Regions from separate parts of the Mus musculus genome. Here region 1 is linked to region 2. Evidence: chromatin loops called from intact Hi-C (ENCODE). Cell type or tissue: heart. All regions are shown on one strand. Links, peaks and the distances in the headings refer to the core of each region. The heading gives the core; the rest is flanking DNA.

Region 1 (4,393 bases), core at 291-4,290, 150 kb after region 2:
CTTTCAAAAGGCACGATGGCTTAGAATGCATTTAAAGGCTTATTGTTTGGGGCTGAGTGCCCGTTATCTGGGTCTCCCTAGCTCTCCTGTCCATGCTGTTTCTGAATTCTTACAGACATTTGATTCTGCAACTCCCTATACAAAGGGCTTCTATACAGCACGCACAGTGAAGTCGGTGAGGGAAACATGCCAAGCTAATGGGCCGGCCTTTATTCTCTAAAGGTGATAGAGGAGCCACAGTGACAGGGCAAAAGAACATTTGTTCTGCAAGAAACCCATGGACTGAAGTGAGCTCTGATCCGGGAGGCAAACCTGCATGCATGGCCTTTGTCCCAGTTCCGTTGCTCAAAGATGGGCTTGTAATCTACAGTGCCTCAGTTTTCTCATCTCAATAGGCAAGATGGCTCAACAGGTAAAAGTGCTTGCTGCCAAGACTTGACGATCTGAGTTTAAGCTCCAGAACCTGCCCTGCGTGGCGGACAGAGATCTCTGACTCCCGTAAGTTGTCTGACTTCTTTCTGTATGTGCACTGTGACACACACACACACACACACACACACACACACACACACACACACAGGCACTCACACGCAGATATAGTAACAACAGTGCTTACTTTGTGAATTGTTGTAAGGATTGGATGACATAATGAACATCCACTTGGCCCGGTGCCTACTATATCTTCCCACTCAGTACTAATAGTCACGTTTAGAATCACTCATAGAGAACAGTATGTGCTGCACTATGAGCTGATAAGGACTTTGACTGGGAGTCAGGGCAATAAAAAAAAAAAAAAGGACCCATGTAGGAGACTTATGAATGCAGAAGCAAATGAACTTTGGGTTGGTTGGATGAAGGGACGGCAGAGGCAAGCCTAACTTCTGGATGCTTAGCTTGGCTATCTAGGACACTGATGGCCCAGAAAGGGAAAAGTCTAGAAAGACAGTTTTAGGGGAACATGGGTAACTTTGATAGACAGTGGGTTGGAAGTGATCGTGAAGATGTGCTACTCAGCGGTCCAAATCAGCAGGCTGTGAGAACCATGAGCTCAGGACTGAGGAGGGAGGCGGGGGTGAAGACATAGGATGGAGCATTAGAAGCCCCGAGTGGGTTAATGAAGTGACTGTGTATCTGCAAAGCTTGCTCAAGGTGGTATCCATTGCGGTCCGAGTGGAGGCTATTTGAGCAGGCTGGGGCCTCTGTTTATTCACTGACCATGTGTGTTCTGCTCACTGAGCTGTGCCACTTGGATACCACCTTTGTCCTTCATTTTATGCACTTTCAGTTCAAATGCTGACTTGGCCTAATCCTGCTTACCCTGTGAGTTGTGGTGGGGGCAAAGTCCACTGGGGTATAAATCAACAGGACGGCACATGGGTTTGTATTTGGTGAAATGGAGATAACTAATAGGAGCAACAGAGTGGAGGGAGGGTTCGTGGACCTCCTTCCTGATTCTTTCATAAGGCCTACCAGACTCCAGGTCCCATGTTCGAAGCTGTTCCCCAGACTCCCAGCAAAGTGTTCCCAGCCTGCCTCTCCTTCTCTTTCACATACACCTGCCTATGGAACTATTATAGTTCCCCCCCCCCCCATAATTCTTTGGTTCTTAATAGGGCTTATAGATTAATCACATAAAATATTTGTTGTCAACATTTCTTCCATCTTATACTTTCTTGTATTAAATCCTTTCCTTTTCTTCACCCTCCCCACCCCTTTGAGACAGTAGCTCACTGTGTAGGTCTGACTGGCTTTGAACTTGCTATGTAGACAAGGTTACCTTCAAACTCACAAAAATCCACCTGCCTCTGCCTCCCTAAAGGTTATGCCACTATGCCCAGCCTATTGTTTCTTTAATACACTTAGTGCTGCCAGCATCTTCTGGCCCAGGGTCTTAGCCAGGTGGAGATGCAGATAGAAGGGCCAGGCTGTATCCAGAGGAGCTGGAGTTAAAATGTACAGACACGTGGAAAAGGAGATTTCAGGCAGGGTGGCATTAGGGTCCGTGAAAGCACACAAGGTAGAGGCATTTCATTCCACATACAACTGACCCTTCTCCCCGAGAAACATTCTCTCAAAACATGCGCATGCATAAATTATTTACCTCTCCATCCTCTAGCAGGGCCAAGCAAGCAAAAGAAAAGCAGGATAAAATGCATGTAAGCCTGGTGAAGGAAGGGCTCAGGTGGCTAAACAAGACTTCTGATTATTGTCATTAATGTTCAGAAGAGTTCCAACCTGCCGTGGTATTAGACAGACAGATTGTATGTCCGAATGTCTGGATAAAAGCCCATGAAGACAGGCACTCAGACAAAGGCGTCAGCCACTGTGGGTGCTGGGAAAAACTCCCTGTTCAGTTGGCTATCCACCAGACACCTGCTGTTGATTTGCTTCATGGTGGGCAGTGCCATGGAGAAAACCAATGGAATGCAAATGTTACCATTAACTGTGTTCAGGTCACAGCAGCTTGGTGCCCTTGTGACAAATGAAGTGCGGAAACCTGCCTGATCCAGTGGAAGTGTGTGGTTCTTATGGCTTTCTCTTCTTGATGAATATTGCATTATGTGCTTTACAGGAAAAAAAAAAACTTTAGGCGTTTCCTGTTGCTTCTGCCCCCTTATCTTCCTAACTGAAAGCGATTCTGAGCTGGGCCTGTGAGGTTAGTAACTCACTAAGTTGCTGGTTCATAGCTTTCCATGGCCAGAGACTATGTGTTTACTGCAGTGACACCTAGTGGACAGAGAAGGTAATGCCATGTTTGCATTTGAAGGCCTGTGGTTCTGTCCTGGGTGTTAATTTTAAAAATATGTATTATGGACAAATTGTTATATTTACTAACCCATGAAGAATAAAATTTTGGCTGCGTCATATTAGTTGGCTTACTATATCTTCAGATGACATTTATGATGTTAGTCATAATTAGATGCTAATCCTATTTTACAGTACATTTATTTTGTGTTTTTAAAAACAACCACTATGACTTTGCATTTATTTGAAAGCTGTTTTCTCTGTTTTTGTTTTCTTGAGGCTAATCTCAAACTGGCTATGTAGATGATGGTGACCTTGAAGTTGTGACCTTCTTGCCTCTGTCACTGAGATCACAGGCAAGTGACACCATACGCAGCCTTGACTGCAGCTTCTTGACACAGTATATATACATTAGCTAGAAGGTTCCCACACAAAGGGAAAATGAGTAGGACTGCACTCAAATTCTCACTCTCAGTGTTTCTTACCCTGGTTGGTGGCAGATTGCTATGGTAAGGTGATATTCTAGTGCAGAATGTAGTGTTGGCTAGAGTCTCCTAGAGAAAGCCATTGTTTTAGCAACCAGAAAAAGAAAGTAAAGCTGAAGATTTATGGAGAAGACCAAAATCTCTCAGCTTCACATCTAGATATCACAGAACAGCCTGAAACCCTCTCTGATGACTAGCCCCACCCCCAGGCCTCAAGGTTCGATTTTAGGTAGATCCAGAGCTCACCAAACTTTACCTAAGCTAGGACAGACTCAAAAGAGGCAAGAAAATGCTGGGGATGTCCCTGGGAGCAAGAGAGAGAGAGAGAGAGAGAGAGAGAAGGTATTCTCTCTCTCTCTCTCTCTCTGTTTTTTTTTTTTTGAGACAGGGTTTCTCTGTATAGCCCCTGGTTGTCCTAGAACTCACTCTGTAGACCAGGCTATTCTCAAAATCATGGAAATCCACCCACCTCTGCCTCGTGTAAATTTCATTGAGTCAGCATGGTGGCGTATGCCTTTAATCCCAACCCTTGGCAGACAGAAGCAGGAAGATCTCTGAGTTTGAGACCAGCCTGGTCTACAGAGTGAGTTCTAGGACAGCCAGGGGCTACACAGAGAAACCGTGTCTTTAAAACAAAGAAACAAGGAGGTGGAGAGATGACTCAAAACTATCTATAATAGAGTCTGATGCCCTCTTCTGTCATACAGGGGTATATGCAGACAGAGCACTGATACAAATACAATCTATAAATAAATACATAAATACATAAATAAATGTCAAAACAAACAAAAACCACATGAGCAACAGAGAGGACGTGAGCTGGGCACGGTAGCTCATGCTGAAAATCCCAGCTCCCTGGAGACTGAGGCGGGAAGCTCTTCAGTTTGAAGCCTTTCCTGGATTATGTGGGGAGATCAAGGCCAGTCCTGGTAGTTTAAGGAGATCTTGGCACACAGAAAAATATGCAGTGGCAGGGGGTGTAGCTCAGTGGTAGTAGAATCCTAGTCTAACTCACACATGTCCTTGGGCTTAGTCCTCAATACTCCTTCAGGTCTTGTGGCCTGCAAGAAAATTTCTAGGAATATAATGTGAAAAACACAAGAGGTTTCATTACAGTGTTGTTATACTTAAGAATTAGAAATAGCCCCATTACTTAGAAACTG
Region 2 (4,393 bases), core at 224-4,223:
TTAAAGCAAGATGCAATTAAACGTGTGTGTGGTGTTCTTCAAACCTTCTCTATAGATTTCCTGTGCTGATGGCCCATCGTGACCTGTTCCTGTCTTCTCAGCAGTTAATCTGTACTACCTTCCACTGTCCACCCCCCTTGCATGTCACTTTGAATGTCCTTTCTCCTTGGCTAATTTCGTGTTTTCTCTCTCTTTCTCTCTCTCTCCAGCTTTTTTTAACCTTGTCTTCAGCAGCTGTACTAAGTCTAAAGGAGAAGACTGCCATTATAGAAGAGTTAGTTAGGGCTCCATACTGTCTCAAGCAAGAAACCAACCAATCCCCCTCCCCTGCAACTGCGCACATATACACCACACTCAACAAGTGTACATGTGTCCCTGTGTCCAGGCAAGAAGCTCTCTTCTGACTTACATGGTGTTTCACATGGAATTGTCTTGTCCCAAACTCACAAGGCAGGAAAAGAATCATCAGAGCTGGAAATGGACCAAATGTAACCTCAGAGAGACAACAACAGGACCACTCACCCAGGTGTTGTTAAGTGACTGTGGCAGACCTCAGCTGTGGTGTGGAAGTGCTGTTCACCAGGTTTTGAGTGTTACGTTGTTTTTCTTAAAACGATTCTCTGGTTCAGTGGGTTGACTGTCTTCAGACACTATTAAGCTGATTTTGAATATGGAAGAGAAAGTTGAGTGGCATTTGCACCTTCAGCATTCACAGACTTTCTGCAGACCCCAGCAAGGTGGGGAGAAATGGAACAATTACCATTCAGCTGGAGAAAGACATGAGGGCGGGGGGAACTTAAGCTTAGTTGAGAACAAAGTTTCTCCACACAAACTTCCAAGGGGCTTTGCAGGTTTCGCAAGAGGTTTCTATTCAACTTGGTATCTTGAAGGAGAGCTTTGATGGCGGTACATCTGCCTTGAAATCATTGGCTTTCCTTACTCTCTGAATACCATGTGAATGTGCTCATTCCTATCTGTCCACACCACAGACACCAACATTCTGCTGTCTCGTCTCTTGAGAGAGCCTCTTTGCATGTTTTCCAGAATCTCCGTTTGTTTTTCCTTTCTTCTCTGTGGTTCTTTTTGCTCAAAGGTGTGATCAGTCACTGCTCCTCCGGGGCTTCCATTCTCCAGAAGATACATCCCGGAACCAGCACTGTTTAGCTCATTATCTTTCTAATGTCCATGTCAATTTTCAATAAAATTCAAAGAAATGCTCAGTGGCTCCATGATCTGCTCCCATCAGTTGGTGGCATGGGTCACGGCAATTTGCTTTAGGAATGGGTGGCCACCTCCCAAGTGGATAAATTGGGAGGCTCAGAGAGCTGCCAGGAGCCTACTAAGTCTTCCTCAGTGGACTGGCATGTCCCTTCCCCGTGCCTTTCTTCCTCCTGTCCCTGACATTCCCATGGGACTGGGTGGTATTAGCAGGAAGTCCTCAGCTTTCCCTTTAACTAGCACTGGTTGAACTAGTGTTCGACAGTAGAAGGAGGGTAAAGACAGAAAATGGCATTCCACAGAACAAAAACAAAAACAGCTCTTATTTACTCCTGTGCTGTGAACATTTTCCCAATTTCACTAGTTGAAAGGCATTCTGTAGATACCAAGCCTTGGGTCACTCAGGGATGCCTCCAATCCTCCCGGGCATTGCAATAGGTAAAAGGGAGAGTGGTCAGTTTTCAGAAATCTGCTTGTGAGTGAATTGGGGCTTGCTTCCCTCAGCTTCATTTGCCTGAAGACCAAATGATGAAGAAAGGAAACCTAGAAGCCTCTGCTTGGATACCAGAGCAAATAAAATTGACCAACCTCTACGCAGCTCACACACTAGGGGGCAGCAGAGTGAGACTATACTTACGACGTTGGTGAACACTGATACTGAGAAGGTGTTGGAAAACACAGGATCCATAATCTGTTGGAATAGCGGGAAAGTTGTGTTGTGTTAAGAAAACCACAGGCGGCCTGGTAATACAGTAAGTCGCCTACCGCCAAGCCCAACTATTTGAGTTCGATCCCCAGGACCCACATGGGGGAACGCGAGAACTGATTCCTTGCAAGTTGCTCTCTGACCTCCCAACACGTGCTCCAGCACTTCACCCCTACACGCACTTCATCTCAAGCCCCCAGCCCCCACACACACCAAAAAATAAATAAATAAATAAATAAATAAAAAGAAAGAAAAGAAAAAAGAAAAGAAAAAGAAAGAAAAAAAGAAAGTCAAATGCTGAGTTCAAAGCACTGGGGTTCTGTTTCCAGTGGTAAAAGCAATAAAATCTTAAACCAGGTGTCAAATTCCTATAATCTCAGCATCCAGAAAGCATCGGGAAGAGGATGTCTTCTCTAACCAAACACAGTAAGTCCAATACCAACCTGGGTTATACATCCAGATCCTGTCTCAGTAAACCCGGCGGGTTGGGGGTGGGGCTTCTTGAGAAAAGAATACCAGCAAATCCTTCACAGAGCTAACTGAAAACAACAAACAAAAAGTATGGGGCCATTAGGGTCAGCAAGCTGGCTCAGCAGGAAAAAGTACCTGCCGCCAAGCCTGGTGGCCTGGGTTTGATCCCTGGAACTCACGTGGTAGAAGCAGAGATGGACTCACGCAAGATGTCCTCTGAGTTTAAGTCAAGTGCGTCATGTGGGCACAAACTCGCTAAATAAATACTTTAAAAATCCGTGGGCCGGGCGGTGATGGTGCACGCCTTTAATCCCAGCACTCGGGAGGCAGAGGCAGGCGGATTTCTGAGTTCTAGGCCAGCCTGGTCTACAGAGTGAGTTCCAGGACAGCCAGGGCTACACAGAGAAACCCTGTCTCGAAAAACAAAACAAAATAAAAATAAAAATCCGTGGATAGAACTGAAGAGATGCTCTGTAGGTTAAACCCACTTGCTGTTCTTGCAGAGGATGGGGTTTCTAGCACACAGGCTTGGGGGGGGGGGTTTCACAACTGCCCCTGCACCTCCAGCTCCGTTGATTCTCTCTCCCTCTTCTGGCCTCTGAAGCTGCAGAATTCACAAGCACATACCCACACGCGGACAGATACACATATACATGATTTAAAATAAATCGTTTTTAAAACCCTGTGCATTTACTAAATGGGGTGCTTGGGTTTGGATACCTCCCACTGAGAACCATCTCCATTTTGCATTACTGCTTGCCTTCTTGGCATGGGCTTTAGAATGTCCTTGCCCTAATAGGGAAGGGATGTAGTTCAGTGGGTAGAATTCTTGCCAGGCACTTACAGCCTTGGGTTCAATCCTCTGCACAAAATAGAACCAGATGTGGTGGCACAGTCCTGTAATACAACACTGAGGAGATGGAGACAAAAGGATCAGGAGTTCAAGGGCAGCCTTGGCCACTGTGTAATGTTCTATACTAACTTACATTATGGGTAATAAGGACATTCTCTTCTATAACCATGTCTTAGGGTTTCTATTCCTGCACAAACATCATGACCAAGAAGCAAGTTGGGGAGGAAAGGGTTTATTCAGCTTACACTTCCACATTGCTGTTCATCACCAAGGAAGTCAGGACTGGAACTCAAGCAGGTGAGGAAGCAGGAGCTGATGCAGAGGCCACGAGTGATGTTCTTTACTGGCTTGCTTCCCCTGGCTTGCTCAGCCTGCTCTCTTATAGAACCAAGACTACCAGCCCAGGCATGGTCCCACCCACAAGGTGTCTTGATCACTAATTGAAAAAATGCCTTAGAGTTGAATCTCATGGAGGCATTTCCCCAACTGAAGCTCCTTTCTCTGTGATAACTCCAGCTGTGTCAAGTTGACACAAAACTAGCCAGTACAAACCACAATTGTCAACTTTGGTAACTGACTCATCTCATTATTAAACCACTTTCATCTACCGAATAATTTTCTTTACATAATTTCCCTTAAATGTAGGATTTAGTCTAAAGTCATACATTTTGCCTTGTCTTCTAAATCTTTAATTGGGAACAGAATTTCTTTTCTTTTTATGACATATTTTTTCTAATATTTTATTTTAAAATTGTGTGTGTGTGTGTGTGTGTGTGTGTGTGTGTGTGTGTGTATACAGTGCCCATGGAGGTCAGAAGAGGGTGTTTGAGCCCTTGGAACTGGAGTTAGAGTAGGCTTAAGTGTGCTTGGAATTGAACTCTGATTCTCTCAGAGAATGGTATGCGTTACTTAACCTCTGTGCCATCTTTCCACCCCCAACACTGATCTTTTTAAGGTCCTGCTTTTTGTTTTTGATTTAGGATCCAAGATGTGGGCTGTCAAGATAGCTCATCCATCAGAACTGCTTGTACATAGTCCTAACAACCTGAGTTCGAGTCTCAGATCTTACAAGGTAGCAAGGAGCAAACCAAGTCAGAGTGCTCTTCTGACTCTCATAAATGCACCATGGCACACACACACACACA

What was found. A loop is a pair of places that touch in the nucleus more often than their neighbours do. Peaks named below come from ENCODE experiments on the same cell type or tissue, not always from the same donor. Only the 100,000 strongest peaks of a DNase experiment are listed, where the experiment ranks them.
Region 1: it touches region 2 in a loop (7-fold over the local background); 9 of 42 quality-filtered maps call a loop at or near these places.

What each region holds. Positions count from the first base shown.
Region 1 is chrX:36,759,403-36,763,795 of GRCm38, reverse strand. All of the region lies in intron 3 of Slc25a43 (solute carrier family 25, member 43), which reads right to left. Among named protein-coding and RNA genes, the nearest start is that of Gm23613, 15 kb to the left of the region's middle. In heart, for the core only: a CTCF peak has its summit at 2,738 (motif pointing left); no DNase peak of the experiment used is centred there.
Region 2 is chrX:36,909,071-36,913,463 of GRCm38, reverse strand. It overlaps Septin6 (septin 6), which reads left to right. Exons shown (of 10, transcript NM_019942.5): 10 at 210-2,192. The coding sequence ends at 219. Gm15008 (predicted gene 15008) reads right to left here and starts at 2,630. Exons shown (of 4, transcript NR_045917.1): 1 at 2,575-2,630; 2 at 2,368-2,463; 3 at 1,856-1,909; 4 at 1,479-1,732. In heart, for the core only: a CTCF peak has its summit at 1,826 (motif pointing right); no DNase peak of the experiment used is centred there.